Linked DNA regions of Homo sapiens: region 2 is linked to region 1. Evidence: read pairs that join two places in POLR2A ChIA-PET (ENCODE). Cell type or tissue: Caco-2. All regions are shown on one strand.

Evidence for each region. Peaks named below come from ENCODE experiments on the same cell type or tissue, not always from the same donor. Only the 100,000 strongest peaks of a DNase experiment are listed, where the experiment ranks them.
Region 2: POLR2A ChIA-PET joins it to region 1 with 7 read pairs; 1 of 35 experiments calls an interaction of 5 or more read pairs at or near these places.

Annotation. Positions count from the first base shown.
Region 1 is chr17:81,852,861-81,857,860 of GRCh38, reverse strand. It overlaps P4HB (prolyl 4-hydroxylase subunit beta), which reads left to right. Exons shown (of 11, transcript NM_000918.4): 3 at 2,275-2,408; 4 at 2,582-2,719. Among named protein-coding and RNA genes, the nearest start is that of P4HB, 5.2 kb to the left of the region's middle. RefSeq lists an enhancer at 1,885-2,384. In Caco-2, no CTCF peak of the experiment used is centred here; a DNase peak (open chromatin) is centred at 2,776.
Region 2 is chr17:83,089,494-83,094,493 of GRCh38, reverse strand. METRNL (meteorin like, glial cell differentiation regulator) reads right to left here. Exons shown (of 4, transcript NM_001004431.3): 3 at 1,268-1,327; 4 at 1-238. Among named protein-coding and RNA genes, the nearest start is that of METRNL, 12 kb to the right of the region's middle. RefSeq lists an enhancer at 2,729-3,364. In Caco-2, no CTCF peak of the experiment used is centred here; DNase peaks (open chromatin) are centred at 2,513, 4,563 and 4,943.

The sequences.
Region 1 (5,000 bases):
GGTGGAATCCTTCTACATCTGAATGGGGTTTTCCCGATTCGGACCAGGGAGTCAAGTTCTAGGAGGGAAAAAGGAGAGGCATCATTCCTTAGCCTCAGTCTCCCAGGAGGAGGAAGTTTCTTTCCTGTCAGTTGACCGCCTTTGGTGGCATAAAAGTGTGTCATCTTCTTCCTGGTCTGGGAGGCATGGAGGGTGGGCCATTGGCGAGAACTCCCGAAACGCCTGGGATAAGTTAGGAGGCGCGGGAGTCAGGTGGGCGGGGCGTCAGCCTGTTCCCAGAGGTAGAAAACTGGCACTGAGTTTTGAGTTACTGTCCACCTCTCTAAAATGAGGCCTGCTGTCAGACTCCTGGGTGAGAACATGTGTTTGATGGATGTACATGTCAAAGAAAATTTAGATAACGCAGAGGACAGGCTGGGTGCGGTGGCTCATGCCTGTAATCCCAGCACTTTGGGAGGCTGAGACGGGTGGATCACCTGAGGTCAGGAGTTCGAGGCCAGCATGGCCAATATGGTGAAACCCCCGTCTCTACTAAAAATACAAAAATTAGCCGGGCGTGGTGGTGCACGTCTGTAATCCCAGCTACTTGGGAGGCTGACACAGGAGAATCCCTTGAACCTGGGAGGTAAGGTTGCAGTGAGCTGAGATCGTGCCACCGCACTCCAGCCTGGGTGACAGAGTGAGACTTCGTTTCAAAAAATAAAATTTTTAAAATGCAGAGGGCCATCCTGGGCAACATGGTGAAACCCTGTCTACAAAAAATACAAAAATTAGCTAGGGCTGGGCACAGTGGTTCATCCCGGTAATCCCAGCACTTTGGAAGGCCGAGGTGGGCGGACTGCTTAATCCCAGGAGTTTGAGACCATCCTAGGCAACGTGGCAAAACCCCATCTCTACAAAAAATAGAAAAATTGGCCGGGCATGGTGGCTCACGCATGTAATCCCAGCACTTTGGGAGGCCGAGGCGGGCGGATCACGAGGTCAGGAGTTCAAGACCAGCCTGGCCAACACAGTGAAACCCCGTCTCTACTAAAAATACAAAAATTAGCTGGGCATGGTGGCGGGCGCCTGTAATACCAGCTATTTGGGAGGCCGAGGCAGGAGAATCACTTGAACCTGGGAGATGGAGGTTGCAGTGAGCCAGGATGGCGCCACTGCATTCTCCAGCCTGGACGACAGAGGTAGATTCCGTCTCAAAAAAAAAAAAAAAAAAGAAGAAACATTGCTGGGCGCAGTGGCTCACCTCTGTAATCCTAGCACTTTGGGAGACCGCTGAGGCAGGTGTATCACCTGAGGTCAGGAGTGAGACCAGCCTGGCCAACATGGGGAACCCTGTCTCTGCTAAACATACAAAAATTAGCCGGGTGTGGTGGCGGGCACCTATAATCCTAGCTACGCGGGAGGGTCAGGCAGGAGAATTGCTTGAACCCGGGAGGTGGAGGTTGCAGTGAGCCGAGATCACACTATTGCACTCCAGCCTGAGCAACAAGAGCAAAACTCCGCCTCAAAAAAAAAAAAAAAAAAAAGTTAGTTGGGTGTGGTGGCACATGCCTGTGGTCCCAGCTACTTGGGAGCCTGAGGTAGGAGGATTGCTTGAGCCCAGAAGTTCGAGGTTGCAGTGAGCCATGATCATGCCACTGCACTCTAACCTGGGTGACAGAGCAAGACCCTGTCTTCCAAGAAAAAAAAAAGGGCTGGGATTGGTGGCTCATGCCTGTAATCCCAGCACTTTGGGAAGTCGTGGTGGGCAAACTGCTTGAGCACAGGAGTTAAAGACCAGCCTGGGCAACGTGGCAAAACCCCGTCTCTACAATAAATACAAAAATGAGCTGGGTGTGGTAGCGTGCATCTGTACCCCAGATACTCAGGAGGCTGAGGTTGGGAAGATTGCTTGAGCCCAGTGGGTGGAGGCTGCAGTGAGCCAAGATTCTGCCACTACCCTCCAGCTGGGTAACAGAGTGAGCCCCTGTGTCAAAAGAAAAAAGAAAATGCAGAGAGATCAGAGAAAAAAAATGGGTTTGTGATCCTGTTATTCAGAGACAGAATCACCCTCTTCCCTCTCCACTCCCCATAAACACAACCACAGTCTCACGTACACTGGGGTTTAGGAGGCGGGCGGACGGCACCGGGCCTCTTCCATGGTGGGAGAACATCTTACTTAGGTTGATTCAGGTGTCCTCAGCCTGGCTGGCAGAGAGCAGAGACGGGAGCAGGCGCGGCAGGGCAGGCGGCACTCCCTGTTTGAGAGTAGAACCTACATTTGTTTGGGGTTAGCTGGCAGAGAGGCTGATGACATCGTGAACTGGCTGAAGAAGCGCACGGGCCCGGCTGCCACCACCCTGCCTGACGGCGCAGCTGCAGAGTCCTTGGTGGAGTCCAGCGAGGTGGCTGTCATCGGCTTCTTCAAGGTAGAGACCAGAGCATTCCAGTCTTCCTTCCTTCCGTCATCCATTGAGGAGGGGTCCACAGCCTGCAGCTGGCAGTTCTGCACGTGTCCCCCCTGGCCTGGGCTCTACAGGGTCTGCCCTACTGCTTGGTGCTGCGGGATCATGACGACCTCTGCTTCTCCCTCCTCATTCAGGACGTGGAGTCGGACTCTGCCAAGCAGTTTTTGCAGGCAGCAGAGGCCATCGATGACATACCATTTGGGATCACTTCCAACAGTGACGTGTTCTCCAAATACCAGCTCGACAAAGATGGGGTTGTCCTCTTTAAGAAGGTGAGTGGCCCCAGGCAGCTCTGCCCAGGTTAGTTCTGGGGTTGGTCTGCAGAGGGTGGCGTTGCTCTCCTTATCGTTAAGGGAACCTTGCTCCTGGCACCTTTGGCCCAATAGGTATGTTCTGCAGCTTTGCCAAGTTGGGGTGTTGCGCTGATGCCTGTGGCCTGGTCTTCGCATTCAGCTGTGGGCTTTCTGGCCACTCTCCTGCCACAGCCGCCTCAGAACTGCTTTTGACTGTTAGCTTTTTTTTTTTTTTCAATTATGATAAAACATGTAACAACATTTGCCCTTTTTTTTTTTTTGGGAGAGTCTTGCTCTGTCACCCATGCTGGAGTGCAGTTGCGTGATCTCGGCTCACTGCACCCTCCGCCTCCTGGGTTCAAGTGATTCTCCTGCCTCGGCCTCCCGAGTAGCTGGGACTACAGGCATGCACTACCATGCCCAGCTAATCTTTGTTTTAGTAGAGATGAGATTTCACCATTTTGGCCAGGATGGTATCAATCTCTTGACCTCGTGATCCACCCACCTCAGCCTCCCAAAGTGCTGGGATTACAGATGTGAGCCACCGCGCCTGGCCCCGTTTGCCTTTTTTTTTTTTGAGATAGGGTTTCTCACTCTGCCGCCCAGGCTGGAGTGCGGTGGTGCATTCTTAGCTCACTGCAACTTCTGCTTCCCAGGCTCAAGTGATCCTCTAACCTCAGCCTCCCGAGCAGCTGGAACTACAGGCGCGTGCCACCACGCTGGGCTGAGTTTTTGTATTTTTTGGTAGACATGGGGTTTTGCTGTGTTGTCCAGGCTGGTCTTGAACTCCTGAGCTCCGAGTGGTCTGCCTGCCTCAGCCTCCCAAAATGGTGGGATCACAGGCGTGAGCCACCGCGCCCGGCCACGTTTTAACTATTCTAAAGTATTAACTACATTCAGAGCGTCCTGCAGCATCCCTATTTCCAGAACGTTTTCCTTACCCAGAGGTCTGGAGTATTGGCGCTCTGGGCGTGTTCCCACCCAGGTGGCACCCACACTTCGTATGCCCCTCAGCCCCAAGGGCATTATGACCCCTAAGGATCCACTGTGAAAACTGCCATCCTGATCCCGCTGTCCTTCTCCTGGGGAAGGGCTCCTGGACAGTGTGGCCTCTTAGCCGCCTCTCCCCGTTACCAGGACACAGCAGGGTCCTTGTTTGCACAGTGTCAAGATGGGGCCTGTGGGTTTCTATTGTCTCTTTTCTCGGTCACCAGGCAGGTGGGGCTGGGGCCGCACACTTGTGCTCTAGGGACAGCTGAACCTGGATGTGGGTGATGGTGGGTTTGTGCCGCTCAGAGCCAGGGTAGTGTGGATAGGAGAGAAAGTCTCGGGAGAGGAGGGACCTGGGGAGTGAGGGGCAGGAGGGCGGCCGGGGGCGATCGGACCTTCAGCTCCTGTCCTGTGTCGTTTCCAGAGGGGAGAAGAACCTTTTAGACAGCAGCATCATAAGCCAAACGGTCAGACGGGCAGCCTCTGGGATTGGGGCTGAGTGGTTTTGGACACAAGGAACCCATTCACTTTCTTTTTTTTTTTCTTTTTCTTTTTTTGAGACAGAGTCTGTCTCTGTCGCCCAGGCTGGAGTGCAGTGGCGCGATCTCAGCTCACTGCAAGCTCCGCCTCACGGGTTCACGCCATTCTCCTGCCTCAGCCTCCCGAGTAGCTGGGACTACAGGGCACCCGCCACCACACCCAGCTAATTTTTTTGTATTTTTAGTAGAGACGGGGTTTCACCGTGTTAGCCAGGGTGGTCTCGAACTCCTGACTTCATGATCCGCCTGCCTTGGCCTCCCAAAGTGCTGGGATTACAGGTGTGAGCCACCGACCCATTCACTTTCTGTAGTAAGCACGGAGCATCCAGCACTCCCCGGGACCAGGTAGGAGGGAGGGTAGAGCCAGCTTCCTGGAGCGCGGTGGTGCGGGTGGGTCAGGATGGCTTGCTTCCATGTTCTTGTTCTTGTCATTTAGCTGTTTTTGCAGCCACTTCCTCAAGATAACTCAAGACAGTAGATGCTCTTTACCAGGAGACATTCTCTTGATGTCCCCTGAAGGGAAGAGAGTTGCTAAATTAGTCTATTGCCATTGCAAGGTGCCCAGGAAATTAAACCTCTGACTAGAAAAAGCCAGTGAAGTGTTGGATAAAGTTGAAGGAACCAAAGGTCTTTTTAGAGCTTTTATTAAAGAGAAAGTTCCAAGTCTTGTCCTGAAACTTGGGTTCTGGGGCAGACTTTCTCCAGAGCCCACGAAACTCGCGAACCCTGTG
Region 2 (5,000 bases), 1.2 Mb before region 1:
GCACAGCCGAGCCGCGCCTCCCCGAAGTGCATGTGGCCAGTGAAGAGGAAGTCGCCATGCCCCGGCCGCACGCCACACTCCAGCAGCGTCCTGACGCGCCCCTGCCAGTGGCCGTCACCCTCGGGCACCGGCTCGAAGACCCTGCTTTTCTGCCGATAGAGTCTGCTCACGCGCAGGTGGATGGCTGAGTCCTGCCGCTCAGGCTCGTGGGTAACTTGCTGGATGGAGCCTCGAACGGCTGTGCGGGGAAGGAGATGGGGACAGGGAGTGAGCAAAGGCAAGCACACAGCAAGACCACCGCACCTCCCCCTGCCCCCGCATCGATGGGCACTGGAACGGGCAGCTGACCCCCGACTCTGCCATCTAGCGTGGAAATTCCCAGAGAAAAGTACAATGTAACAGCAGAAAGCTGCCAAGGGGTGTCCCAGATACTTAGACATCGTCAGAGAACAGGTGCCCTTTCTACCAAGGGCCAGACCTGTTAAATGGGAAAACAGAACAAACAAGTCCAGCTGATACACAGGGTGCCCCTGCAGTTCTGTGTCCTGATCAGACAGACCCGGTGCAGCTCACAGGAGAGGGTGGGCATGGGGACAGCCTTCGCGCCACACTTGGAGACCCCTGCCCAGCCCCAACTCCATGCCAGGGGCCGGGAAAGCAGTGAGAAGGGGCCTGTCCTTGAGCTTGGAGGTGGGGTGCAGAGCCGGGGCCTGCAGGACATGGCTTCCACGGCACCACACGACGGGAGGCCAAACCTTTCCCACAGGGCGTCTGTGCAAACGCCACAAGCAAAGGGGCTGGAGCCCTGGGACCCCAAAGCTCCTCCTGCAGAGCCGCAGAGCCGCCGGGGGCCTCAGGCCTGGAACAGCGTGAACTCTGGTGGGGGGCAAGGAGTGTCCAACGCCAAGGATGCTCTGGGCTGCTGATAAAATGCTGTTTACAAAGCACTTCAGCAAGAAGAGCTGCTGGGAGACAGTGGACTTCAAGAGTCCCCTCGAAGAGCAGTGATCTCATTTACAAAATGGGAAAATGTTTGACAGTCACCAAAACAACCCCCAGCTCCCTCCAAGTGTGGGCGGTGGCGTCCCTGTCCCCAGGGCTGGTGGAGGGCCGAGCCCAGGGCTTCCACAGCGTGTGCCCCTCCAGGAGGGTCCACGCAGCACCGGAAGGCTGTCCTGGGCCCTGAAGAGGGACTCCTGGGCCCAAACAGCTCCATGTGGCAGAAACCAGGAGCACAGGAGGTAGAAGCTGCCGAGGAGACACTCACCGAAGTCGCTGGTGCAGACGGCTAGGAGCACCTCGGTGTCACTGCAGGGACGGCACGGCGCTGGAGAAGAAAGGCAGAGTCAGGAAGCAGCCTGGACGGGACAGGCTCTGGAACGCCGCCCACCACCGTCAAAGGATCCTCACACTCAGCAAAGCCAAGTCAGGGAGGGTGTCCACGTCAAGGCACCTTTGTGACCAACGCCACTTCAAATGTGAGTTGGCGGCACGTGCTGGAGGGGCCGGCAGCACGGGAGACAGAAAACACAACCTCGACCACGACGGGGTCTCACCCAGGGGACCCCTCGGCCCCACCTGGACCAAAGGCACCTGCACCTCGGCCATGATGGGCACATGTCCGAGAGCAAGACCCTCAGTCCGGCCATGTCCCAGGGCCTTCGTGGGGAGGGGTCTTTGTGCTCTTTCCCCACTTATCTCCTCAGTGCGGCTGAGCCGGACTCACTGAGAAATCGCTCACGTGCCTGTTGCAAATGCAAAGCCCACTGGGGCTGAACCGAACCCACCAGACAAGAGTCACCCCCAACCCACCTCCACAGCCCACGGCGCCGGGAGCACCCCCACCTCCCAGAGTCGCCCCCAACCCACCTCCACAGCCCACGGCGCCGGGAGCACCCCCACCTCCCAGAGTCGCCCCCAACCCACCTCCACAGCCCACGGCGCCAGGAGCACCCCCACCTCCCAGAGTCGCCCCCAACCCACCTCCACGGCCCACGGCGCCGGGACCACCCTCATTTCCCAGCTTCCTCGAAGGGCAGACACTCCCCACAGCTCTGCTGCCCACTTCCCTGGGTCGCGACGGCAGCGGCACCCAAAAGGAGGATCCCATCCCGCGGGACCCCCCATGTGGCTGGAAGGGCCAGCGAGGCCAAGATTCCAGGAAGGGGATCCCTAAGCAGGCAGCGACGCGTCCACCTGCCACCGGCGTGGGGCCTCACCCAGCAGGGCAGTGAGTTCCAGTCAGGGCCATCGGCCCGGCCCCTTCCCCGGATGCCACCTGGCCGCGGGATGAGGTGCATGCCCCAAATGGCTTTCAAGCCAAGCCCTGCTCACAGAACCCCCTCTGAAGCCCCTGAACCCTGCGGGGCCTGGCCTCCCCCAGAGAATGCGGAAAGCACGGAGGCTTCTCAGAATGAGCTCCCGTACCGGCCAAACCAGGCTTTCCCAACAACCTTCTCCCCTCGGCCCAGCCCTCGCCCTGCCCTTCGCCCCAGTTTCTTAGATGGGCGGGCCACTGTGAAACAGAAACCTCTGCACGCCCCGCATTCCTACACTCGGGACGGACTTGGAAAACATGGTTTTATTATTTGCTCTTATTGCAGGTTTCAAGGCCTCACCTGTTCTGAGCCTCTAGGTTTTGGCCCCAAGTCTCCTAACGCAATAGAAACTTTGAGACGTGAAATCTCAATGGCACTGGTTTCGCCGGTGCCATTTCACGTTCTGAAGGCTCTGAAACGTCCCTGGCCAAGAGCTGGGACGACCTTGACTTGGGGTTCGCCGGCCCTGGAAGAAGCTAACGCCGTCTGCACCCCTGGCCGGCTGCCCTTGCTGGGCTGAAGTGAGCTGAGCTGTCACCTGCCTGATGAGTACAGGCCCGAGCCAGCTGCTGGTGACTGGGGGTCCCAGGGGACAGGGCAGCACACATATCTGGCACCTTGGCCAAGGCGGGGACAGCTGCTCAGAGGCCTTCTGGGGTCAGGAACTTACATGGACCCTCAGGGCCTGCACATGTGGTCAACGGAGACCCTGGAGTCTACGGTGCACTGGGCAAGCGCAGGTCTTTGTGGACCCCGCAGGGTGGAGGTAGGAGGGACCCAGAGACAAGGCCAGCACTTTCCGCCAGGCAGGGGTGAGGGCGCCTCCCAGCCGGGCTCAGTGCCTGACTCACCGGCCCACCCACCTCCTCCTGCATTTGCTTCCATTAAGGTATCAGGAAAAAGAAACTGCACAGCCTGCTGAGCGCCTCGAGGCCCGGTCCAGCCTGGCACTGGGGGCGCCTCGAGGCCGGTCCAGCCTGGCACTGCTGAGCACCTTGAGGCCGGTCCAGCCTGGCACTGGGGGGGCACCTCTGCCATCCCAGCAACCCTCCAGAATGGGAGCTTCTGGCCAAATCCCCTTCCTGCTGATGTGTACAGACTCACACTGCAGCCCCCACCACGGGGGCCTCCTGACCCCCAAGCTGGAAGCCGCCCGGTGCGCTCTCCTATGGGGGCCCCGGGGTGTGGCCCACCCTTGACACTTAGTTCACCTATGTGGACCCCCATCCCACTCGCCGGCTGGGGGTCTGCAGACCATGCTGGGCCTGATGCAGGCACGTGCTGGACAGAGGCCAGCAGCACAGACCACCACTCACGTCCGGAAGCAACAAGGAGGGAGCACTGGGGGATCTCAAATTTCAGGCAGCACTTTTATCCTCCACAGGTGAGACTGCACGCCAGCACCTGCCCCGTACCACAGGGCCAGAGGTCCCAGCCCAGGGCGCCTCATGTGAGTGGAGGTGGCCTCGGCTGAGAGAGAGCTGGTCAACGACAGAAGCGTGGTGACCCCAGTCCACCCGAGGGTCCCCTCACTGAGCAGCACCCTCCGGCTGGGCAGCCATGGCAGCTGGGGCTGGGCCAGGCGGTCCTGCAAAGGCAGGAGGCAGGAGGTGCCGGAAGTCCATCCTCACAGTCAGCAGCACAGTCGGGGGTGTGTGTGGGGCGGGGGTGTGTGTGTGTGGGGCGGGGGTGTGTGTGTGTGTGGGGCGGGGGGTGTGTGTGTGGGGCGGGGGGTGTGTGTGTGTGGGGCGGGGGGTGTGTGTGTGGGGCGGGGGGTGTGTGTGTGGGGGGGTGTGTGTGTGTGTGGCTCCCACCCTGGGGCGGGGGGTGGGGGGTGTGTGTGTGGCTCCCACCCTGGGGCAGGGCGGGGGTGTGTGTGGCTCCCACCCTGGGGCAGGGCGGGGGTGTGTGTGGCTCCCACCCTGGGGCAGGGCGGGGGTGTGTGTGGCTCCCACCCTGGGGCGGGGCGGGGGTGTGTGGCTCCCACCCTGGGGCGGGGCAGGGGTGTGTGGCTCCCACCCTGGGGCGGGGCGGGGGTGTGTGGCTCCCACCCTGGGGCAGGGGAGCCCACAGGCCCAGCCACATGCGTCCCACCCCGGGGCCTGGGCGCGTGAGGGTATGCAAGCCCTAGCACTTCGCCCTCTGTGAGTCACGGCCCCACGACCTCAGCGGACGGCCGAGGGGGAGGATGGAGACGCTGCCCTCACGTGCCCTGGGTACCCCGCCCTGGCTCACCCGGCTGACGGCAGGGGTGTGGGGCCGGGGACGGTCAGTGCCTGCAGCCTCGCCTGCTAGAAGCCTCTGGAGACGACCCAACGACAGCTGAGCTCGTAAGGAGCACCCTGGAGACCTCCCTGTTCTGATTCTGAGCTTTACAAAGCAGAAGTCACCTTCACGGAGAATGCAGGGTGGACGCCGGTGGACGCCGGGAGACAATCGGGAGACAATTATTAACAGGAGCCAGGCTCATAAAGGCTGCGGAACGCGCTGCTCACGGACACATTGCACCTCGTCTCCAGGGCGGTGGGGAGGGTCGGCAAAGGGTTGGAATCCTGGTCCATCCTCCTCGGAGGGGGAGGGCTGGGGTGTGGACATCTCAGGCAGGTCTCTCAGGAGCTAGCATGAACAGGGTGGGAGGGACCGGCAGGGTGGGGTTGGGGACGCTGCTGCGGGGACTTAGAT